2 separate regions of the Homo sapiens genome follow, and region 2 is linked to region 1. A link is a loop called in an ENCODE intact Hi-C map of the cell type or tissue named here. Cell type or tissue: heart right ventricle. All regions are shown on one strand. Each heading gives the region's core, and the rest is flanking DNA. Links, peaks and the distances in the headings are about the cores only. Region 1 holds the start of SCHIP1 (schwannomin interacting protein 1). Region 2 overlaps IQCJ-SCHIP1 (IQCJ-SCHIP1 readthrough).

What was found. Hi-C counts contacts between places; a loop is a spot of excess contacts. Peaks named below come from ENCODE experiments on the same cell type or tissue, not always from the same donor. Only the 100,000 strongest peaks of a DNase experiment are listed, where the experiment ranks them.
Region 2: a loop joins it to region 1, with 2.6 times the contacts of the local background. A loop is called at or near these places in 9 of 110 quality-filtered maps.

What each region holds. Positions count from the first base shown.
Region 1 is chr3:159,268,131-159,281,053 of GRCh38, reverse strand. The region is part of intron 4 of IQCJ-SCHIP1 (IQCJ-SCHIP1 readthrough); the gene reads right to left. It overlaps SCHIP1 (schwannomin interacting protein 1), which reads right to left and starts at 7,810. Exons shown (of 8, transcript NM_014575.4): 1 at 7,171-7,810. The coding sequence starts at 7,233. RefSeq lists a silencer at 7,127-7,327. In heart right ventricle, for the core only: no CTCF peak of the experiment used is centred there; a DNase peak (open chromatin) is centred at 7,231.
Region 2 is chr3:159,601,315-159,614,237 of GRCh38, reverse strand. All of the region lies in intron 4 of IQCJ-SCHIP1 (IQCJ-SCHIP1 readthrough), which reads right to left. All of the region lies in intron 1 of SCHIP1 (schwannomin interacting protein 1), which reads right to left. Among named protein-coding and RNA genes, the nearest start is that of IQCJ-SCHIP1-AS1, 160 kb to the left of the region's middle. In heart right ventricle, for the core only: no CTCF peak of the experiment used is centred there; a DNase peak (open chromatin) is centred at 9,727; H3K27ac peaks cover 1,694 bases.

The sequences.
Region 1 (12,923 bases), core at 3,890-11,889:
AGCACCCAAACAGAAGCCTCCACAGCCACGATTGCCCCACATGTCACATAGGGAATGTATTTAACACATGCAATCGTGGATTACTCCCTTCCCATCATCCCTTTTCTACTGGCACAAGTCAGAGGTGCTGTTCCAAGTAGAAAATGTGGGTTTGCACAGCAATTTAGAGTGTGCATTGCTTTTTTGTCTGTTTGTGGGACACTGGAAGATAGGCCTGGCACAGTTCATCCTTCGCAAGTGCTTAATGCCATCCCTGGGGACAGGAATATCACAAGCCCAGAAAAACACAGCTTTTAGCCACTTGGTGTTGAAAATTTCAGGCAAAATTCCAAAAGCCCTCAAAGCTAATGTTGAATTGACAAAGTGCCAAAACCTCTCTGGCATTAAATTTCCACTCTTTATTTTCCCCCTTCAGGTTAACAGCTTGTGAAAATAATAATGTGATAATGCCACCCTGTGTTCCAAATATCTCGAAGCACGATCTTGTTAAGCTTTCGTGTCCCTTTGAGACTAACGGGAATTGAGCCGACTTATTCATTTTACAGATGAGAAAACCCTCCAGGAGATGAGTCAAATGTCTGAGCGATGGCCCTGCAACTTATCACATAGGTCCCAGGTCTAGATTAAATTCTCCAAACAAGGCCAAGTGTTCTAGGAAAGGACCTGAAAAGCTCAGCTAGCATCAAAAAGGGCCAGAGAAAGATTCATAGAGATTACTAGGCAGGCTAGTATAATAAACCAGTGAAAGTGGTGGAAACACACATTCCAGGAGGGGCAACAAGGCATAGTCTAGGCATAGCAATAAAGCATAGTCTAGGCATGTGGCCAACTGGAGTCAACAAGAATCACCATGGTCATCAGAAGATCTAATGTGACATCAGGGGCATTTTACAACATCAGGGACACTGGAGTTTGGCTTTTCTTTTTTAGTTTATCTGAGACCCTCTCATAATTACAGAATACACTGCTATGCATATTACAGTAAGCACCAGGACTCTACCCCCCATTATAGAAGAAATTCCCTTCCCTGAATTCTAGCAATCAGGCCTGAATGCATGATCTAAACCAGTCAATGGCATGGCCCAGTTCAGGACTTTGGATCTGGAAGAAGTGTCTCAGAAAAGTGAGGGGTATTTTTGAACTGTGTAACCATTGCATCCAATGTACTGAGGCCAACAGCATTCCAATAATGTTGCCTCTTGTGTGTGCCTTTCCATGGGTTTCTGGCCAACCAACTTCCTTTAGTTCCCTTTTTCTGAGCCTGATTCTCTAGCCTTCCTGTCAATTTAGTGAGTTATCTGTTGTGTTTCTAATAAATTATTTTTCAGCTTAAATTACCTAGGGTCAAGTTCTATAGTTTGCAACCTGAAGACTGAAATTAGCAATGGTCAAGGCTGCAGTAAAATTAACATCAAGCAGATCTAGCAGGCTATACCAGGTTTACAGCAACAGGAACTGTGGGTTTGGAGGAAGAAGTCTTCCCACAGTAGAACAGAAGTCCAGGTATGGCAGAAAGTACTAAGTGCTCTAAAATCTATTTTATTTTCTTATTTCTATGTAACCTGTAGGATATTTCTCAGCCTCCCTTGCAGTTAGGTATGGCATGTGTATTAGTCCATTTTCATACTGCTATGAAGAAATATCCGAGACTGGGTAATTTATAAAGAAAAAGAGGTTTCATGAACTCACAGTTTCACATGGCTGGGGAGGCCTCACAATCATGGCAGAAGGTGAAGGAGGAGCAAAGGCACACCTTACATGGCAGCAGGCAAGAGCGTGTGTGCAGGGGAACTGCCCTTTATAAAACCATCAGATCTCATGAGACTTGCTCACTATCATGAGAACAGCACAGGAAAAACCTGCTCCCATGATTCAATTACCCTCCATTGGGTCCTCTCATGACACATGGGGATTATGGGAGCTACAATTCAAGGTGAGATTTGGGTGGGGACACAGCCAAACCATATCAGCATGTGACTGGGTTCAGTCAAAAGAATGTGAGTTGAGTGATGTGTGCCTCTTTCAGAATGGGCCCACTAGAACCTCCCACATGTGCCCTTTTTCCTTTCTATTTTGCTAGAAGGGAGACAACTGTAAGGTGGTCTTGAGAGCCATGTGTTGAAGATGGCATAGCTCCCACCATCCTGGGTTCTCTGAATGACTATATGAAGAAGGGTCACCCCACTGTATTGCTTCCCCTTTCAGTACTGATGCCTAAACAGGAAAAAAACTGCTGTTTGTGAGCTATTATACTTTTGGGGATCCCTTCGTTACAGCATAGCCTAGATTCACCATGTATGATAAATTAATCAAGCAAAGATTCAAATTCAGAGCAGGGCCAGTATCTATGCTGACTTGATATTGACCCCTTGAATTGATGGTCTACAGCTTCAGGATTTCTCCCAATTTATAAAAGAATAGATGACAATTGGAACAGAATCTTTAAAGGTATATGATGCAGCTATAGCTATACAGATTGAAAGGATACAGGCGAAAGAGCAAAAAAGCTCATTAGAGATTTGACAGTCCTAAATAGAATCATAGAATTGATTAGTGATCAATGAATTCTAAATTTTTCATTTCTTTTTTATGCATTGTAGTATCTCTATGCTAGAGATAATGAAAAGATAAATTATAACTCCAGTTCTGCTTTTTTCTCCTTTAACCTAGTTTTCCCTTCTCAAATAGATCCAAGTGATGCATCTTACTCTCCCTCCTGGGTTTTTCCCAACTCCTGAGGTTTAAAATAAAACCTACCTGGGGTTTTATTTCCCAGTTTTCCCCTTACTCCTTTTCAAGTGGGTGGTTTCTCAAGGAGCTCAGGGAGGATTAATCATCTCAGTTCTTGTAATCACAAGAGTATGTACCCAGTACATATTTGTTGAATGAAGAAATTATTGCTTTCTTTTTTAAATGAGATGACACTGCACTGATGACCCTTATCCATGTCTAAGTTGGAAAAGACCTTAGAGATCACATAGCCCTTCTGCTACACATGCACACACACCATTAGGGAGTCCCCTTCTATAGCATCTTTTATGTGGGTCATCCAGTGTGACTCATCTTTCTGGTGATGAGAAGCTCAATGCTTTATTCCTATACCGTTGAAAAATAGCTCCATCCTTTTTTTTTTTTCTTTTGAGACGGAGTTTTGCTCGTTGTCCAGGCTGGAGTGCAATGGTATGATCTCGACTCATTGCAACCTCCACCCAGTGGGTTCAAGTGATTCGCCTGCTTCAGTCTGTAGCTGGGATTACAGGCACCTGCCACCATGCCCCACTAATTTTTGTATTTTTAGTAGACAGGGTTTCATCACTTTGCCCAGGCTGGTCTCGAACTCCTGACCTCAGGTGATCCACCCACCTCAGCCTCCCAAAGTGCTGGGGTTACAGTCGTGAGCCACTGCACCAGCCTGTAAATATTATTTTTTAATTTCTCCATAAATCTTCCACTGATTGCTCAGTGTTGAGGTCCCTTACTAGTCACATATTCTGATAGAAATTCCCTTGCCCAGGGGTCAGTAAATTGGTTTCTAGCTCCAAATTATTATTCCATTCACAGGTCTTTATCTTCTCCACCAAGACATCAGAAAAAATTCTTCCAAGCCATACTAAAGTCCAGATACAATGCTTGTATTTATATTTCCAGGAATCTTAACAAAAATGAAACATAAGCAAATTTGTATGAATTGCACTAAGGCACTGAAGCTTTATATTCTTTTATATCTACTGTCACATCATTAGGCTGAGTCTGTCTTTGACTGCTTTTAAAAATAGATATTTACTATATCATGGGTAATCAATGTACATGCTTTCTATACCAACATTGTATTCTACACAGTACAGTTCCATCAGTTTCAAAGCACACAAAATGAAACCGGTGGAGAAGTGGGGTTTTTTTTTCCTGCCATTGTGGTGCACAGGAGTCAGAGATCGAGCACTAAAACAGCATTCCAGAGAAGCATGCTACTGAGGTCAATCCAGAATGTTGGATTCAAAATGTGTATTGCATCAAGATGGGTCTTATTAATGGAATCAGGCACTGTGTGATGTAGTGAGTCAACTCCAAAAGTGTAGATGAGATGGTGTGAAAAATCCAAGATGAGAGTCAGAATTACAGGACAAATTAGGCAAGATGGAAGTGGGCTGACTTCGTCCCTAGGACTGGCTGCCTGGATGTGTACTTGTTCTTTACATGCTGCAACTTAAGTTTACTTATGGGGGAGAGTAAAATCCATTTAGAGGGACTGGAATTTGAAAAATTAGTCAAAGTGAGAAAAGCATCATATCCAGACATTTCTATTTGGATAATATTCCTGGACTTTCAGCAATGTGTATATCTTGCATGAAAAGTCCCTAAGCTCTTTTCTATTCTCTGGAAAAGGTAAGATTACTCCATCATTTCTAGTAATATTTAATGTAAATCTCAAATCAGTCAGGTCATACCTAGTTAGGTCCATCATGTAATACAAAGTAGGAATGTACCTTGCAAATAAAATTGGGACAGAGAAAGGAATAACAGTAAAATGTAGTAACTGAGGACAAAAATCACTTGATAGAAAGTTTTATGATGAATCATCAATCTATAGTGATTCTCTGGGATGCTAGGGTACCTCTCTTGAGCCTCTAATGTCCACTGTGCCCCTTGTAGTGTTAGAGACATACTAAACAAGCCTAGAACCCATTTGGAATCAATCAGCATCCTGCTCACTGAAATAACCCCAAGGATCCCTATGTCCCTCTAAGAAGCTACCATTTAGGACCTTCTTGCAACACATTTCAGTTTCAGGCTCTTCCCTACTGGAACTTCTCCTGTTGGGACTGTAGCTAGGGGAGTTGCTTCTACAGGAATATGTGATGGAGACTGATGCAACAGAGATGAGACTGAATACCTTGGATGTAAGAACTATTTCCAAGATGAACTAATCTTTCTTAGTGCCAAAAGGGTTAAAATCAGCAGTAAAAACCACACCCGCCAATTAGCTGCCTCTATATTCAGCCACCCTGCAAAGCATCCTAACTAGGGTGGCTTTCATAAATAAATATGCCCCTACATTCTTTGTAGCCAAAGGTTATAAATCCCTTGCAAGGGTGGGTGGACCACAGTAAAGAGATCTGGGAGCATATTTTTACATTGGCAAGAAAAGCAAAATGTCACTCAACTAAATTTAAGATTGTTCACATACATCTGCTACCACCAGAATGTTATTTAAAAAAGAAAAGAAAGAAAGAAAAAGAAATGTGAATATCTAACAGTTTAGCTCTGAACATTTTTCTACTGTTCAGGTGACTGTTTCAATAATGATTGAAAGGCTATCAAAACAGAAGCAAACATGTGCTTGTAGTTTGTCATACAGCAACAATTTCTGCTTAAATAAATACATAGACAACAATATCTCAACTACAGAAAAATGTGTGTGCTGGATAATAGTTATAAATATATCACTAAAATGTTTGGAAAAAAAGCAGCAAATATAAAAGTTACACTTCTGACAATATCACAAATGAGTCACATCCTTCAGAGAGACAGAGACAAAGATCAAATAAATTTCTGAATCAGAATAAAATCTGACACCATTTCACAGCAAGCAGATGCGTTTTATGACATGAGTCTTGGATTCTTCTGGATTAGAATGTACAATTTAATAAACCAGAATGATTTGTTCAAAGTTCATCAGGGGCTGCAAATGGATACAGTTTGCCATAAGGGAACAATTTAAGTTTAAAATCACAGAGGTACATGCAATGGTGTGTGAAAAGTCCTACTTACCTATTAAACCAAAGCAGAATAATAAAATTTTGGGAAATGAAACTTAAAAAAACTGAAATCATAAATCTACCTTTCATTCTTTTCAAAAACTGAGGCCTTTTAAATACTGACATCAATTATGGAAATTATCAGTGGATCTATTGAGCAAAGATGACAAAAATGTATACTAAGGTCTCCTTTATATAAAATTGTTACATCCTCTAAAATTATGCACTTCATACACTGTCAAAATGTAAGTACCATTTATCCCAAAATCAAATGCCAAATTACTGAAGAGTTAAGAAGCAACAGTAATTCACTTGGAAATTATCCATAACAGAAAGAATCCATTATATTTGAATTGGAGGTCAAGCTGAGTAAATTGCATTTACTACTGGTTTTTAAATATGAAGAAAACTACTAAAGGAAATAAATTTTATAATACAATTATATAAAAATATATTTTATTAGGCTTTAAAATAAATGATTCTGCATAAATAAATGTTCCAAACTAAGTTTAATTGGCCTGAGAAAAGAATCATGATTTGTTAAAGTTACTTTTTAATGACAATATGTTCTCTTAGAAAAAAATTTGAATAGCTAATCAAAATATCTGTTGGGGTCATTCTGGGTAGTAATTCAAAGTATTATTTCTTCGTTGGTTGTGTCATATAATAATATCATAGAACTACAAATTTGATAGTCTAAAAGATGGAGTTAAAAGATGTTTTTGAAGAAACCATTTTTTTTATTTCTGGTTTGAAGATTTAAATTGAACATTTTGAAACTAATTATTTTCAATAATGCTAAAAGTACTATTTCAATAGCCCATATATAATTTTATAAAATTGTCTGTTATTTCTACTTATAATAAGCTGCCACTCTATACATTTCATACCAATAAATTTGAGATTTTTTAAGTCATCAAATATCTCCCATGTATTGACATTAGAATACCTAGACATTTGTTCTTTTGGTAACTGAAAGTATAATCTAAATTGAAAAAGTTTAACACTGATCTTCCCAAACTGTACAAATCAGGAACTACTTTCCAAAGAGAGTCTTGTGCATACAAAGGGCAACAGATTGTACATTTGGAACTATTTACATGTGTATATTAAAATGCTATTTCCAAAGTCCACTGCAATGCAATTAGTTTTGGTGCACTACAAAAAAGAACACTCAAACTTAGATTCTCAAAATTCAAAGCACCAAATATCCACATACTAACTATGCAATGAGAAAGTATTTTTTTCAAATGAACATTCCAATATACCTTAAATGCTTAATTCTGAATTTAAAAATGTAATGAAGGCCATCAGCTTAAATTTAAAGTTACTTAGTTCGACTTTGAAGTTTTCTCTCTTCATTTGTAAAAATATGATACACCTAAAATAGATGGTAGACATTTGTAAAACTTACACTGTCAGAGTGCTTGCCCTGGTCACAGTCCCACGTTGTAACACGCTGCCCGGACCTCTCCATGGTGCTGAAGAGTTACTCTTGCCCATTTGAGAGGGAAGAGTTGTTTATTCAAATTGGCTTTGAAAGAAATCCGTAAAGGGTCACCTGGGTTAGCTAGTAAGGTTGTCTAAAAAATTTCTATAACACACACTAAATAAGTGATGCTTTTGCCCTTCGGTTATCAACCACCATGCTCAAGCAGCTCAAAGTAGATTTTGGAGCAGAAATCTTCAAGTATTGGCAAAAAAGAGCGAGAGCTTTTTGGGAGATGAAGTTTGCTGATTTTTGCCAGTGTTCTTCAAATTGATAAAACACACAGAGAAGACAAGGCTACTCGGAGAACAGAGGATTCCAGAAAAGTTCTTGATCTTAATGCAGAAAAGAAGATCCCATTAGTCCAAAGCAGCCGATTCACTTCATGCTATCATCTGATCTACTTTTCGATTAAAAATAATACAATAAAATAGAGTTAAGAATTCCACAAGGCACTGCACACACCATGTAAACAGGTCTGCCTCATTCTCGCCCCAGCCTCGGTCTGCTGAAGATTATCACAGCAGAAATCAGGCTCTGTGGCTTTCACAGATTATCTCTTTCTGAGGCTGAAACGTATAAAGAGCCACATGACACCCAATGATGTCATCTCTAAAGCAGGTCACAGTTGCTGCTGTATATAGATAAAGTCCTTCTAGTGAAGTATTTAGCATAGTGATTTTCTTGAAAATCTACTTATATTAAATAGCATGGTCTTCTATCAAAATACTTAACCCTATCGATACAGTGCCATGAAGAGAAAATCAATTTGCTGCTCATATGTGAGATGAAGCCTCCCCTTTAAGCTAAGATCAGCTTCTGGTACTGCTTTAAAAAATGAATAACTGCCATTAATTTGTGGTGAATATAGTGAAGAAGGGCTTTTCCCTGGAGAAGCTGCTGTGGGAACTAGAGGCTCTCTAAGGATATAGAATCTACTTCTAAACACCTCTCAGAATATTTAGCATGTCCAAAAATTATTTTTTAATTCAATCCATAAAGATTGCAAAATAAAAATTAAGGAAACCATCTTCAACTTCTAACAACAGTTTATGTAACAAAATTAAAAAGTTATATAAACATAAAAACATCTTACTATCTCTGAAACGATTGGAGTATATTTTCAAGTGTTGGTTAAAGAAAAACGTTCTTTAACTCACTATTTTTAGATGTTTTTCAGTTCTGAATAAAGTAAAAATAGAAAATTAGCTATATTATTACTAATCTGCACACCTAACTGGTAATTCATAGTACACATATTCTTTTAAAGAATGTTTAAATGAGCAATGTCCATGATCATTCTTTGCAACATATTTTTCTCTTTCTATTTAGTCATATGCCATAATTTATGATTTTCAGCCATAATTGTCATTTATGCCAGTTAATAAATTATCTAATCCCCTTTCATGCCAACTAAACAATTCTTATAGCCCAAGTGAAGAATAACTTGAAACTAATCTAATTAGTGCTTATTAAATGTATTCCCTCCCTTAAGGCCAAATGGATCAAACAAAAGCAGCTTTCCTTTAAGAGCACAGTATTCTGTCATATTTTTGAGAAAAAACCATAAATCTGAGGAGAAAACAATTTTCCACACAACCAGTGCCACTGAACAAATTCTATTAAAGCAATGGTGATTGTTCTGGCATCTCATCAGGAAAATATTGCCTCACCAGCTTCTCACCGCGTATCTAAAATATCCAAATAAAAATTGAGAATGCTAAAATATCCAAATAAAATATCCAAATAAAAATTTATTTGGATAAATTTTTATCCAAATAAATTTATGCTAAATATCCAAATAAAAATTGAGAAAAATATCCAAATAAAATTTGGAATATTTTATTCCAAAGGCTAAAATATCCAAAAAAAAATTGAGAAAAAAAATTGATCATCTAAATGTTCTGATCCACTTCAGTTTCCTAAATAAAGCAGATATTTTTGGTCAATTTCTACAGTTTAGTATTTTCTACACTTTAACAATGATGAAGATTATCTGGGGAATTTTTAAAAATTTAAAAGTCCCTGTAATCCCAGCACTTTGGGAGGCCAAGGCGGGTGGATCAAGAGGTCAGGAGTTCAAGACCAGCCTGGCCAAGATGGTGAAACCCCATCTCCACTAAAAATACAAAAATTAGCCAGGCGTGTAGTGGGCACCTGTAATCCCAGCTTCTCAGAAGGCCGAGGCAGAAGAATCACTTGAACCCAGGAGGCAGAGATTGCAGTGAGCTGAGATCGCACCACTGCACTCCAGCCTGGGCAACAGAGTGAGACTCTGTCTCAAAAAAATAAAAATAAAAATAAAAGTCCCAGGCTGCTTCTCAGATATTCTGACATGATAGATCTGTTGTGGTTCTGGAATATGCATTTTTATAAAAAGTTCCAAAAGTAATTATTATTTGGAAAACTCTAATTAATATATTACTATATAAAAAATCATATAAAAATCAAACTGACTAAAAAGTATTTGTGATTCTTAAAATGATTTTTTTTAAAAAGCCCAATTTTTGCTTCCTGAAGTATCCAGTGTTGGGCACCCCCTTCTTATTTTCTCAGGCTTCCATAAGAAAGCATTTTCCTAAAGACTCCTAGCCTCTGATTTCCATCCTTTTCTCCTCTCTACAAAGGTGGAAAGAGCTACACTGATTGGAGGATTAGGCAAAGGAACTGGGCATCTACAGCTCAGGATCACCCTTCCTCTGTCTCTGTGTGGGATCCAGCTCCCTGCACAGGATTCACACTGGCTTGCCCTGTGGGTGAGACTGGTAAGTTTCTCTCATTTCAAAGTTCAATAGTAAGATGTCAAATGTTGCCACAGTCAGAGTTACACCCTCCAATCCAGCTTTGACCGGAAATAAAGTTGAGATTTTGATCTCCCTCTGCCTAAATCTCTTATTTCTGAAAATAAGTTTCTAAATCAAGAAAGGAAAATGAGTTATTTATTGACTTTCTAAAACTCCATCTTCCAGTACTATTGTTTTGTTGATTAGATTTGTTTTTTATGTAAACCCTACGAGCCAGTTAATGCAACAAGTTTTATCTGTGAACTTAATAAAATTTTCATTTGCATAATACAGCTCTATAGATAGAGGCCTATAAAAAGGACATGTATATAAAACTTTCATTGGAAGTTTTGCTAAATGCATTGTTCAACTCATTAATTGCATTATTGAGCCACTTAGAGGAAAATTCGAGTTCTTGGAATTTTCCTTTAACAACTAGTAACTCTAAGATAATGTTTCTCAAAGTGTGTTCCATGGATCCATTAAGCCCAGTAAGATGTGACTCATTTCAGGTTTCATGCTCAAAGAAGCATAGAAAGTGTGAAAAAAATACAGCCTTCCTGCAGAATCAAAATGTGTAGAAACTTAAAAAGGCTCGAAGAAGTCGTAAAGTAAATAAATTGACTCATTTTACCTCTCTTCCAGTTAACATTTACCAACGTCCTGTAAAAGTAATATTTCAGGTACCACATTCAGAGAAATTCTGCTCTAGAAGATGTTTCAGCAGTAAGATTTTTCTTAATAGTAGCACCTAAACCTTCTATACAATTAATCAATTAATAGTTATCATTGCCTATGTTATCAACAGCTCTGTTACAAGAATTGACAACCATGACTGAGGAATTTGTAAATTCTGCAAGGGCATAGGTTGTTTTCTTTTGGTGATCATTGTATCCCCAGTGCTTGGCAAAGGCCTGGCACACAGTAGACATTCAGATAGTTGTTGAACGAGTGAATGAATGTAGACCTAATCCAGGGATGTGAATAATTATCCCCCACCCCGAAAGATGTCTCATTTACAAAAGACCCTTAGGCTAATGAGCTTTCCAGAAGAAATGTAATACAATGATACATCACTCTCCAGTTTCACTACATCTAATTTCTCCTCCGACCCTAAAGCGTCTTTTATACCCATTCAATGAGTGGAATGTTGGTTATGTTGGTTTTTTGTTTTTTTTTTTTGCAGATATAGTAGGTGCATATATTTATGGGGTACATGAGATGTTTTGATACAGGTATGCAATGTAAAATAATCACATTATTATCCGTTAAGTAATCACGGAGAATGGGGTATCCATCCAAGCATTTATCCTTGTGTTACAAACAATTCAATTATACTCTTATAGTTATTTTAAAATGTACAATTAAGTTATTACTGACTATAGTCACCCTGTTCTGCTATCAAATAGTATGCCTATTCATTCATTCTTTTTTTGTGTGTACCCATTACGTTAACTATTCTCAGTTGCCCCCCTCCAGGCTCCCACTCCCTTTCCAAGGCTCTAGGAACCATCCTTCTATTCTCTCTGCCCATTAGTTCAATTGTTTTGAATTTTTAGATTCCATAAATAGGTGAGAACATGCAATGTTTGTCTTTCTGTGCTTTGGAATGTTTATTTGTAATAATAAAACTGGATTTATTATGTAGGTGCACTCTGTGTCTAAATTAGAGATCTAACAATTTATCTCACCAAGCCATAGAATAAAAACAGAATTTATATGAGGACAAATGCCAAGAGTGGACTTAAGGTAAACTACACAGAAAACAAGTTATTTCTCAACTATCTTTATCAAAGGTGACATACTTGATGTCTAGATTTTCACATCTATACTCATAGGTCATTAAGTGTAGAGACTGCTAAGGAAGATTTATTATGTTACTATGGATGAATGAATCAGTGATCAATTAACTGTCAATTTTGCATATCGTTCTGAACTCACGCAATGTTTAATATTAGCAGTCCTTTTGAAAAAATTTTAAATCCCCAAACCAGAACAACATGTTTATTTTTAAACCTATCAAGAAAAATTACCCTCAAACCATGATGTTAAAAGGATAATTTGGGAAAAGGAATCTATATTATCAGCCAATATTTAGAGACATAAAAGGGAGAGGATGTTTGTGGTATAAAGATACTATTTTATATAAAAATAGATTTATGCATACTGTCATATATGTTTATATATTATATAATTTGTAAAACTTTGGAAAATGAAATACTCTCTCAGGCTCTGGTTTGAAAGAAGAGGAATGTATCTACTTCTAAGTAAATACTAAGAAGTCTTCTCTTTTTATATATGGTTAATATATTCTCAGAACCAAAATTTGGAACAAATAGACAAAGAATTTGTGCTATTTGGGGGTCTGAAAGGAAGGATGAAAGATAATGTTTGGGTACTAAAACATTAGAATTCATGAGACCTAAATTTATAACAGCTGAGCTTAATACTGTAACCTGTCCCTGACCTGGAAAATCTAGGTTATTAAATTATTAAGTAGCACAAAGCTTACATTCGCTATAGTTTGTTTTTTGTTTTTGTTGTTGTTGTTGTTGTTTTTGAGACGGAGTCTTGCTCTGTCACCCAGGCTGGAGTGCAGTGGCACAATCTCGGCTCACTTGCAGGCTCTGCCTCCCGGGTTCAAGCAATTCTCCTGCCTCAGCCTCCCAGGTAGCTGGGATTACAGGCGCACACCATCATGCTCAGCTAATTTTTGTATTTTTAGTAGAGACAGGGTTTCACCATGTTGGTCAGGATGGTCTCGACCTCCTGACCTCAGGTGTTCTGCCCACTTCAGCCTCCCAAAGTGCTGGGATTACAGGCATGAGCCACCACACCCGGCCCATATTCTCTATAGTTTTAAATATCTCAAAATTGTATTAGAAGGGGTCCCAG
Region 2 (12,923 bases), core at 4,924-12,923, 330 kb before region 1:
GAAAATAAATTTAAATTTCTGTATGCAATCATTTTCTTCCCAAAACCCACACTATTCTGGGGAGGCTGAACTCCATAGGCTTTAGAACCACACTACTTATATTCAAATCCTAGATCTGACATTTCCTAGGTGACTTTAAGCAAGTTATAGGACCTCTCTGAACCCTAGATTCCTCATCTGTAAAGTGGAGATAATAATGGCACCTACCCCATAAGGTTTTAGTACAGGTTAAATACGTATGCGCTTAGAACAGCGAGTGTGTCAGTAAATGTTAATATACATTATTGTTATTAATTGAAGACTGTAATAATTTATATATGCCAAGGAACACAACCTCGATGATCTCTGAGACAAATGATTCTGAATGAAATCCAAGTTTTTGTTGGAATGCTTTGTTTTATGTAATCAAATATATACATAGATAAATGAGCAAAAATGATCACATCTGCATGTTAACTTCTTTTTGAGGACCTATAGTTCCTCTAGCCTGGGAATGGGAGGACTAGCCAGTAGCTATCTGAACCAAGATCACCATCCTTTCATAGTAGATCTTGTTGGCTTCTCTAGCCAGATGGTTTGCTGCACAACAGTGGCTTTTGAATGAGTGCCCTGCATATTTTGCTATGGGCTGTCAGGATGCATCTTAAGTTCAACCCGTAGGTCATAAAATCACCTTAACAGGAAATTGTAATTAGTGAAAATGCCTTCAAACAGGAATATTTTAAACAATGTTTGAAGTTTTAAGTGAGATCAGATATACATAACAAAATTAGAGAAAACAAATTTTGACAAAATAAATTCATAAACCTATTGATTATTTACTTGACTCAATTTTACATTGGTTGATTGTTTTTATATTGCCATAATGTGCTTTATTATCTTATGATTGCTCTGAATGAAGTGTCTACTTCAATATTGAAATATTCTGTCTGGCCAGTAACATAAGACATAAAAAAATCAGATTTTGAGGACTTAAACCTCAGACTCAATTATTCATATAGATTCAAGGGTGTCTCTCATATTCTATCTTGCAGAATTTCAAAAATGAAAAATGAAGATTTTTGTCTTGGTTTATACAGTAAATCAATTTTTTTGTTATTTATCAGAGTGACAAAGTGTTTTCATTGCTTTAACTCTGTCATTTATATGAGTAATTGTCTAAGTCTTCATATTATGTGACCAAAAATGACATGTTGCCTGTGTTTATTTCTGACTGACTTTCATGATCTCTTTCCATTTACAATGACTTGGAAGTTAGTTTTAAAAATTGTTAAAGAATTTAATACTTATCTACCTCATCATATAATTATAGAAACACAATAAACTACATCTGGCTAATCATCTGATTAAATAAGGGAAAAATAATCTATCTCAACATCTTCATCTGAAAGAGATGAAAACTCCAGTCCAAGGAAGAGATTTTCCTGGCTAAGGAAATAATTTTTAGACTTTCAGATATCTGAAGTCTTTGGTAAAGGATTTTTAGTGTCGAGACACAGTCTCGCTCTTGTCACCCAGGCTGGAGTGCAATGGCGTGATCTCGGCTCACTGCAACCTCCGCCTCCCCGGTTCAAGCAATTCTCCTGCCTCAGCCTCCTGAGTAGCTGGGATTACAGGTGCCCGCCACCACACCTGGCTAATTTTTCTACTTTTAGTAGAGACGGAGTTTCGCCATGTTGGCCATGCTGGTCTTGAACTCCTGACCTCAGGTAATCTGCCCTCCTTGGCCTCGCAAAATGCTGAGATTACAGGAGTGAGCCACCGCGCATGTCCGAACAATTCTTAATATAAATATTTCAGTCAGAATTATGCCAACATTGAATTATTTGGTTCAACAAAGTATTTTCTGGAGTGAAAACCTCTAGGCCAGTTTAATTTCCTGATTAATTTTCTATAGAGTGCATTTAATGGTTTTTAATATTTTTCCCTTACCATTTTTATTTTACTAAAATTATTTTCACCAGGATCAATTCTTTTCGTTTAAATTTTATATCAGTATTCATTTTTGTCATTGATATCTTAAAAAATGATTATAGCTTTGGTCATCATGAGTTTTTCTCTTATGGCCATTATTTCTGCAAAGTACAGTTTTTTTGAGTCAGTTTTTTCCTAACTAAATTTTCTCAAGAATATTTTATATTTTCACTAATTTTTAGTTAATAAGTTTTATTGGGTACAGTTTTAATGCCTGTAAAGTTTTGATTTTAACAGCAATATTAATCATTCTTACCTGGAATAATTAATAATGAATTTTATAAATTATAATTTCCACTTATGAGAAAAATTATATGGAATTTTATAAGAGAGAGGGAGATTGAGAAATACACAGGGGGTCAAGGAGAAAGACACCGAGGAGAGGAGTGGAGTGAATGACACTGAAACCCAGCAATACAGGTGGGGTCAGAAGCAGAGGGTCTTCTGGTGTATTTGATGGGCATCTTCTTCAGTTCACTGCAGTTCACTCTTGGGGTCAATTTACTCATATGTAAAAAATTAGAGTGGGTTTACCTATGCTATTTTGGGAAAATAATGGCAGAGCTCTTTTTTTGTTAAGTTCTGGGATACATGTGCAGAACATACAGGTTTGTTACATGGGTATATATGTGCCATGGTGGGTTCCTGCACCCATCAACCCGTCATCTAGGTTTTAAGCCCTGCATACATTAGGTATTTGTCCTAATGTTCTCCCTCCCCTTCCCCCCCACCCCCCAACACGCCCTGGTGTATGATGTTGCCCTCTCTGTGTCCATGTGTTCTCACTGTTCAACTCCCACTTATGAGTGAGAACATGCAGTGTTTGGTTTTCTGTTCCTGTGTTAGTTTGCTGAGAATGATGGTTTCCAGCTCCATCCATGTCCCTACAAAGGACATGACTTCATTCTTTTTTATGGCTGCATAGTATTGCAAGAGCTCGTATTTTTAATCAGCTGCACCATGAGTGTGTCCTACAACTTCTCAACTATCTCATCTCTGACATTCATAAGAACTGGAATCATAAGCCTGGCTCCCCGGACTTGACTGTGCTAAAGGAGTTGAGTTAATTTTCTAGAAGTTCATGAAATTATCTACACAGAGTTTGTAATAGGAAGAAGCATTTTGCTTCTGAATTATATTTCTGCCCTGCCTGTATTGGCTTTATACCACAGAGTCCATGGCCAAGTCGCCTAACTGCTTGAACCTATTTCTTCTTCTGTATCTGGAGATAATATTCTTATTTTGCCTGCTTCTTAGAGTTATTAAGAGGGTAAAATGTCATAATAAATATGGAATTATTTTTAAATCTGTGAACTGCTAGATAAAAATAAGATATTATCACGTATGGAGGTTGAGTTTCGAAACACAAATACACCTGTCATGGAAGGTTAATTTGATTTTCAAACTCTTCCTCTGGATGTTTCATTGAGCTCTTCACTGAAAAATGACCAGAATTTTATATCTCCATGTTACAGCACAATTAAACCATCTTCCATGCAAGCTCTGAAGAGCAATAGAGATTTTTTAATACCATTCTATACCAGACCTCTGGTCCAAGCAAAAGACGATTTCACGCTAATGATAGCAGGGAGCAATATAACCAGTTTTCCAGCTTTACAAGAATATTGTCAATAGATTTTGTTTCAAACTCCAAAGGGTAGGTGTTTGATGTGGCAAAGGAAAGAGAGATACCCTAATGAAAACAGAGGGAGGTAGGAAGTCTTTGGAGACTTCCACTGCAAGGGTCTTTGAACCACATTTGGCATTCAAAGTGAGAAAACAAACTGAGCTTTGAAAAGAACAAGACAAATACAATATTGAATCCGACTTGGAAAAAAACCAAATAGGTCAGTGACAGAACATCACCCCCCACAAAATCTCGGATTCATGCCTGGAAAATGAATAAGTGAATAGGTAGGTAACTCCTCATTTTCCAGGGCTGTCAGTCAACGGTTCCTATCAGTTCCACCTCTGAAATGTATTTTATATCGTTTGCTGCTATTTACCACTGACTCCACCTCCATCCCATGTCATCTCTCATCTAGGGGGAAGTTGGGTGCAGAGGAGAGAACACTAGCTTTAGAGACAGACAAACTTAGATTTGAATTCCAACTTTGCCACTCAACCAGCTGTGAGACCCTGAGCATTTCTATCAAATCTGTCTGAGCATGGGATTCCTCATCTGTAAAATGGTAATAATATCATCTTTACAAGTTATGAGGATTAAATGAGACAATGCTTAGCAAAATAATGCTTAGTATAGTATGTGGCATAGGGCAGGCAGCCCCTCGTAGCATAGGTCCTTCCACTCCTGTCTTTCCATTTCATCGTTTCCCATCAATTCTTGCTTTCCATAATGCATGTCTGATTAGGTCATTTCCCTCTCTGCTTGCTGTGGTTTTCCATCGCTTAGCAAATAAATTCTAAATTCCAGAATGTAATCATATCAGTGCTGTAAAAAAAAAATACCTAAAATACAGTTGCTTAAATAGGACAGATGTTTATCTCTCACATAACACTCAGAGGCGAGTCGTCCAGGGCTCGTAGGGCAACTCTGCTATCTCCAGGTTTTAAGCGGCTGCTTCTGTTGGTTCCATCTCCCACCTAGTGGGAAGGGACAGGGCTGGAGGAACTCATATCAGGCTCTTTAGGGGGCACATTCTGAAAGTGGCACTTATCACTTACAATCTTTTTGGTTGAACCTTAGTCACGAGGCCACATCAAGCTGCCAGGAAGGCCAACGAGAAATACTTCAGCTAAGCGGCCACACACTCAGCTAAAACACAGGAGTTACTTCATTAAAGAAAAGGATCCTGGATATTTACAAACAACTAATAGCCTTTGCCATTAGCTGAGACATAAAGTGACATAATAGAGCATTTTTCTAACTTTATTTCACTTTTCTTCCCTTCTACGTACCTCATGGCCTATGAACACTGGACTACTCACTATTCAAATATACAACCTGCTTGCTCACTCCAGTTCCTTTGCACACGTGTGCTTCCCCCCTACCCACCTAGTTGGTTCCTCCTCATTGCTAAAGGATCGACTAGAATAGCTCTTCCTTTGTGGAACCTTTCTTGATGCCCTCCCTCCACTGGAAAATTTAGCCACTGCACTTGTCTTCTCTTGAAATTTTGATATAACTTGGAGAACTTTGTTTATGGATGCATCTTCTCTCTAGGTTGGAAGCTCCTCAAGAGTAGAGGTTATATTTTATTCTTATTTTGAATCCCTAGAAATTAGTATTTGCTTGGTTTATATTTATCTAGGTATGATGAATGGATGGAGTTTAAATAAAAGTAGAAAAATCAAGCCAGTGATTCCACTTTAACTGCTACGAAAGTGATGGCTGACTACTTGTAAACTGAGAGAGTGCCTGGAAGCAGAAGAAACAAGGAGACTTTATTGGAGTAATTAATCGGCTTGTTTAGGACACCAGCTATCTTTTTCTCACAGATCCTTAAACAACCAAGTACTTATTCTGTTCTTTTTAAGATGGGGAAACTGAGGCCCAGAAAGGCAAGAAACTTATCCATGGTCATTCAGGTCCTAAAAGCAGAGTTAGACTCTTGCTGAGGTCTCCAAACTTTCTTTGTAGAGCTACTTCCATTATATCCCAGTGCTCTAAAAAGAATTTTATGTGCCATTGCAAATATTGAAGTACTTAACTGGCTGACTGAGGTTGGATTTATTTTACAGCATTTTGAAAAATCTCTGGTAAGTTAGTAAGACTCTAAAACTCGGCCACAGTCTGACACATTACTGGCTGAAAGAGTAAAAGGGAACAGACGGACAGTGTTGTGTGCAGCAAAACAGTAACTGTCCTAGTCCAAAAATTGTAATAGTTTGTGGCCTAGTAAAGAATGCAATATGTCACTTTTTCTTTTTACTCATGACAATTTTCATGTATATATTTTGAGACTAATTTCTGAGAATATACATATTAAGCGATATGCTTATAAAATGTGGAGTATCAGTATTGGAGATAGCATGAACCTCTCAATCTGTGAATTGAGATTTTACTTTAATTCCATAAAGTTAGCAAGTTGAATCACTGAGGTCTCCTTGACCAATAGCAGATACATCATCATGGCTTTCTGGAATTTAGTGTTTAACTCAGATGTCCATAACGATCACATTGTCTTGCTGAGCTTTAAATAACTTTGCCTTGAGCCCACATCTGACTTTCTGAGGGCAGCCCAATGGCTTCCCCAATAGTCCTGTGAATTCCTGTGGCTCATGTTCTCTTGGTCCCTCACAGCTCCCAGGGTCCACTGCCTCTGGAATCTCAATTGTGCTAGGGGCTCTCCTCCCACACTGCCGACTTCCCGTGCTTCATGCTAAGCCACAAGTGGCACTCAGCTTTTTTTCCTTCCCTCAGACCATCCATATAAGACATTTATATGTATGTCAAACTTGACTGAAGTTTGAGTCTATGGAGAAAGCATTACATTATGGAACACAAAACCACTTGACATCAGATATCCCTCATTCTTCACAACCCTCTGTCCCAGCTACCTCACAGGGGGCTCCTGTTCTCTTCAAGCTCCGGCTGCACCTCATGTTGCTCAGTCCTCCTACGCTTAGGTTTCCTACCTCTTTCCTCCTGTTTTCTGACTCTTGACAACCTCTGAAAACTCAGTTTCTTTCATATTTTTGTGCTGCTAGGTTTTGCAGCCATTCTCTGTGGCCCTGGTTCTCCCTTGGATACCCAGAGCCTCATTAATGTTCTTAGAGAAAGAAAGGGCCCCCTCATTTTACCAGCAAGAACAACTGACAGAGGCTTAAACAGTTGAATGTCTTCTTTATCCCTCCCTTATCGATCTCTGTTATAATTTTGGAATTTAGCTTTCTACTGATATAAATATGCTACCTACCTCCTTCCTCAACAGAAGTAGCTAAAATTAGGTGCAGTTTTAAGCAAAAAAAAATTCTGCCAGATTGTTATATATGATTTAAGAAAAAAATCAAGAAGATAAGGTGTGTAAACAATTATTGGAACTGAATGACTAATGGTAGTAAATCCCAAACTTATTCAGGACAAGAAAGTTTTAGAGAGCAAAGTGTATGTGTATATAGAATTTAATTCATATATCAGCACTGAACTCTTCAATAGGAAAATGGCACTAGAAAGAAAATGGTAGTATAAGAAGGGTGGGCGTATGAAAACATTCTCAAGACTGTTCTTTTGCAGTTTAGCCCGTGAAAAGGGTTTTAAGTTTCTAAGAACTGAAGTGTTCAAAAGTAGAATGACCATCTACTATAATTCTGAAATTATTTGTTTTGTGTGAGTCTTCTCCTTTCCACTCCTTCCTCCTGTCACCAGATCCATCCTTCTTCACTTTGCTTTAGGCCCAGGAGGTTAAGCACTTGTGGGTCACATTATCTGGGCTCTCATCCCCTGGCTTCCAGTTGGATTCAGCCAATGGAAGGTCTAGCAGGAATCTGGAGGACAGGAGAAGTCAAGATACACCTTTTCTGTTCCTTCCCTACCCTGGGTAGTGTTTTCTGCAGATAACTGTATTATCGCATGATTATATTGTTTATCTGGTCGTTTCAACTCTCCTGGCTAGCCTGCTTCCTCCTCGAGTCCCTCAGGCCTGGGTGGTAACAGCTTCTGGCCCATGTTTACCATGGGTGTCCTGCCATCCTTCTTATTCCTTGAACTCTGCCCATACCTCTTAAGTAGCCCCTTCACTAAAATTTCTCAAACTATCTTGGTTGGAATCTGTTTCTTAAAGCTATTAGTAGATATTCTGAATAAATGTTTGTGGTGGTAGATATTTTCTGATGCAGTAAGATCATGATTTCCAAATGCTGTCTGTGGGCTGGTTGGAGATAACCCTGACAAAGGTTTCACTGGTCCAGTATGAAATGAAACTTTAAAAAGAAGGGCAATATAGATTTTCATTAAGTTGAATTGGTACTGTATTTTTTTTTATTATACATCTCCTTCCCACTTTTTTGAGGTGAAAATGATCCTTCTTTTATGATATAAATGTATACTTAAAAAATGTTCTTGCTTGGCAAAGTAAAAAGCTACCAGTGAGTGCTGTGAATTTATTTGAAAATGTACTAGTCCGTAAAATCTGAACGTTGAGGGACCACTGGACTCTATGCTTATGAATCAATTCCCCCAGAAAGACATTTGCAGAGACTGCCAATTCTGCAGTATTTTATGAACAGAACTACCTGGGGAGATTCATGTAAGAACACTCTGCCCTAGATGTCACAGTTCGAGTGCTTTCTGCTATGTGAGGCAGCTGTAGTGTAGATTTAAGATTTCTGCCGCAGAGTCCTGTGAGGTAGTTCCTGTATCTGAGTTTCTCACAAGCCTGTGGTAGGGACGTGGGGTGGAATTACTCTTATTGTTTTTCCAGGAGAGTGAGTCTCCAATACCTTAGGAGGTAGACTGCTCTAGGTTGTCCCCGCTGAGATCCTGTAGCTACCCACTCACTTGAGGTAATTTCTTTATATGATCAGAGTTGACAAGAATTGTTATCCTCAATTAAAGGATTCTAATTAATTATTTAAATAAGCCTTAACTTTGATTCATCAGTTTGATTATCTGTACTATCTCAAACTTTAACGTAGCTGTTTTTTTCTTCCCATTTGATTGCATTTTTAGGTCAGCTGGCATTTCATATACTGACATGTCAAAATTTTATGTGTGTCCTCAAGAGCAGACTGTTTTTTAGAACTGCCACTGCCATTAACTATCTGGGTGACCTTGCCTAAGTCCCTTAACCCCTCAGATACTCAGTTTCCTATCGTAGAAGGTGATAGGATTGGTCAGGAAGATCTCTACATTTCTTTCCAATTCTAAAAGTCCACGATCTAAGCCTCAATTATTTCCCAGCACTGAGTTCACTCAGGAGTTCAAAACCAGTTCAAACCCATAAATTAATTACTGGGATTTTAATTCATTTTTGCCAGTATTATAATGCCTGTCTGTGCATGTGGCACTGTGAAATTTAATTTGGCAGATTAGTAACATATATGATTAACATTCTTGTCAAAAAGATATGCTCCCTGAAGCCCTACATTTATTATTTCCTAGCCCACCCTCCTTCTAATGCTTCGCCCTTTTAAATCTTGTCTCTGATTATGAACTACAGGTTTCAGCCTCATCTAAATTTCAACTCTTCTAGCTTGGGCTTTCCTACTTGTCATTTTGGATCAGCCCTGTAGGTGCATGTTTTGTTCATCTCACGTCCCTTGATTATTTTTCTCTGGTAGAAGAAAAGTAATATTTCAAATTAAGTCAGTAGCTCTGTTAGCAAATGTCATTGAAAATTTCCTGGGTCAATTAGTAGCTGCTGCTTGTTTCACAATTTGGTCATTTTAGTGGCGTGAGGTTATGGCTGATCATCTATGAGAAATTAGTTTCTTGGGCTGTGTCTGTACTATGTTCAAGTGACTTCATGAAACATTTTAAATGTAAAAACTCTGATTACCTGTCAGATACATGTCATGCCAAATATTCTTATGAGAAACACATGAACTGTCAATAACATAGGCAAAATGTGCTGACAAAGTCTGAAATTTTTACCTTTAAATTGTGTTTAGATATTGAAACAACTTCAAATGTAGATCTGATTTATTTGCCTGTTTTTAGTTCATAGTGGAAAGGTCACAGTGACCCTCAATTGCTGGTTTACTTGAATAACTTCCCTAGTAAGCTGTGAATGAGCTGGGGCAGGCCACTGTCATCTGCCTTCACTTATCTCAGTATTTCCAGCCCCTGGCACAGTGCCTGGCACAGAGAAGCCACTCAGCAATGCCAGTTAAGTGAGCGATCTCACTGTGGTCACCCGTATCATGCTTTGCCCACTTGTGACCAAGTTCTTGGCATGAGGAGACAGCAAGGAGAGGGAGACGTGAGCCAAATTCATCTAAATGATTCTCTTGGGTCTGCAGACTTACTCAAGGGAAGATACAATAATCGTCATCAAAGAATGTGCCTGGAATTCTCAGGCTGCTTATGACTTCATTAGGAAATTGGGGATAGGCACACAGCACAGAAAAGACAAAGATGGATGTTGGTTTATTCTTACGTTTCACTCAAATGCCTCTGGAAAATTGCCAAAAAATGAGTCACAGTTACATTTACATTTTGGGTGAATTTTTCTCCTTCAACCCTGTACTAGATCATGGGGTGCTATAGCTTGAATGTGTCCCCCAAAAGTTCATGTATTGAAAAGTTGATCTCCAATGCAGCAGTGTTGAAAAGACCTTTAGGAGGTGATTCGGTTATGAGGGCTCATTCATCGATTCATGGCTTAATGGGTTATCAAGGGAGTGGGTTAGTGATGGCAAGAGTGGGTCTGTTATAAAAGACAGTTTAGCCATCCTTGTGAGCCCCTTACCATGTGATGTCCTGTGCTCCCTCAGGACTCTGCAGGTACTCACCAGCTATAAGCCTCTCACCAGATACAGCCCCTAGATGTTGAACTTCCCAGTCTTAAGAATGGTAAAAAATAAATTTCTTTTCTTTATAAATTACCCAATCCTAGGTATTCAGTTACAGCAACAGAAAATGGATTAAGACTTAAGACTATAGGTATTGGATAGGGTTAGAAATAATTCAATAATCAGGAAATTCCTTAAAACAGGATACTTTTCCTAATCATTGATACTGCAAAATATATATTTAGTCTTCCTCCCCAGTTTCCTGGCATAGCACTCTAAAATCCTTAAAACATTCAAAGTTATGTGTCATTTTGTATGTTAATGAGTTCACTGATGGCTGGCAGCCCCTAGATAGCTTCAGGATGGAGGCTTGTCACTGGAAACAACAAGGCAGGATTAGAGAGTTGGGACTTTCAGCCTCACCCCGCCACCAACCTCCAGGTAGGGAAGAGAGTTTGAAGGTTAAGCTGATCACCAATAGCCAGTGATTTAATCAATCATGTCTATGTAATGAAGCTTCCATAAATCCTTCAAAAGGACAGGGTTCAGTGAGCTTCTGATAGCCAAATACATGGAAGTTCCTGGAGGGTGGCATACCTAGGGAAGGCATGGAAGGAAGCTCTGTGTCGTTTCCCCCGTAACTCATCCTATGCATTTTTTAAATCTGTACTTGTGTTTTTTTGTAATACCCTTTATAATAAATGGATAAGTGTAAGTGTTTCTTTGAATTCTGTGAGCTACTCCAGCAAATAAACTGAACCCAAGGATAGCATTTTGTAAGGACTCTGATTTACAGCCAGTCAGTCAGAAGCACAGGTAAAAAAATCCCTGGGGCTTATAATTGGCATTGAAAGTGGGGGACAATCTTATGGCATTGAGCCCTCATTCTGTGAGATATCATGCTATCTCCAGGTGGAGAGTGTCAGAGTTGAATCGGGGAACACCCAGGTGGTATCTGTGGAAGTGTTGCTTGCTTGGTGTGGGGAAAAATACCCCACACATTTGGTCACAGAAGTCTTCTGTGTTGATTGTTGAGTGAGAGTATAGGAAAATAATTTTGGCTTGTTTATTCCTGTATTTTCAGAAAATCCAAACCTTGGGCTGATGTTTTGTTTGTTTGTTTCTTTCTTTTTTTTTTTTGAGATGGATTCTAGCTCTGTCGCCCAGGCTAGAGTGCAGTGGTGCAATCTTGGCTCACTGTAACCTCTGCCTCCCAGGATCAAGCAATTCTCCTGCCTCAGCCTCCCGAGTAGCTGGGATTACAGGTGCCTGCCACCACACCCAGCTATTTTTTGTATTTTTAGTAGAGACGGGGTTTTACTATGTTGGCCAGGCTGGTCTCGAACTCCTGACCTCGTGATCCACTTGCCTTGGCCTCCCAAAGTGCTGGGATTACAAGTATGAGCCACCATGCCTGGCCCGGCCTGATGTTTTCTTTTAAATTTTAAATAAGATCTGGATTCTGGTTCAAGATGGCTGACTAGAGACATCAGGCACCTGCTGTCTCCAGAAAGAAGAGCCAAAATTACAGACTATCACACCTCAAATAGAACATCTAGGAGAGAACACTAGAGTCCAACAAAAAACTCGTGGGAAACACCTGATGTACAGATGAGAACGAAACAAGTGGCCAGCTCAGCCAAGATCAGCCAGGAGCCTAGAGGAACGTGGTATTGAGGGGAAAGAAAAGATTAAGTGAGAGGGCTTCAGCAGTCCATATTTCTACCATAGACTGCTGCGATGTGAACCATGGGAGAGCTCCTCTATCCACATGAATCCCTGATACCAGATGGGTGGCAATTTGGAAACCCTATGAGGTTATTGAACCAGACAAGGAACTTGTTCTGGGTTACTCACCCTCCCCTATGAGACCTAAACGGGTATGGCAGAGTACACTTTTGGAGCACAGCCAACAGGAATAGCATTCTGCTCTCGGAACAATAGCCCTTGTATCTCCCCATCCCAGGAGCTTTTGCTGACATTACCCAGTGACCACTTGGAGGTCTGCAGCAGCATACCACTGGCTAGAGCCAAAGGTGCTGCAAAGTCCCCAGTACTCTAGTCCACAGGGAGTACTACACTGTGGGAAAAGGACAGTGCAATGCACCAAAAGGCATCTCCTGGGAAAAAGAAAACCAAAGTGTTTGCTTTCCAGAGCCCAAGAACTCCCTGTCTGGGGCTGTGGGAAATGACTCCATCCTCAGCAGCAGCACAAACTCTGGTGCTCCAGCTTTGCAAATGAAGAGTGACATCCTTTGCCACTGGCAGAGCAGCCTCTGTGCTTAAGCTCTCATATAGAGAATATGACCCCTCCTCCCCCTCTGCATACCTGATCCTACTGCCAACAAAGGCTAGGGTGGGTGGGCCGGAGGGCTACCTGTCTGAGGTGGTGAGTAACAACTACAACCTAACTGGCAGTATGGTCTCTGTGCTGAGACTTCATGCTAAAGCAGGGCTTCTCTCCCCTTCTGTGTGGTGCTGTGTTGCTGCTTCCATAGAGAGCAGAAAAGACTGATAATAGTGTATGGGGGGGT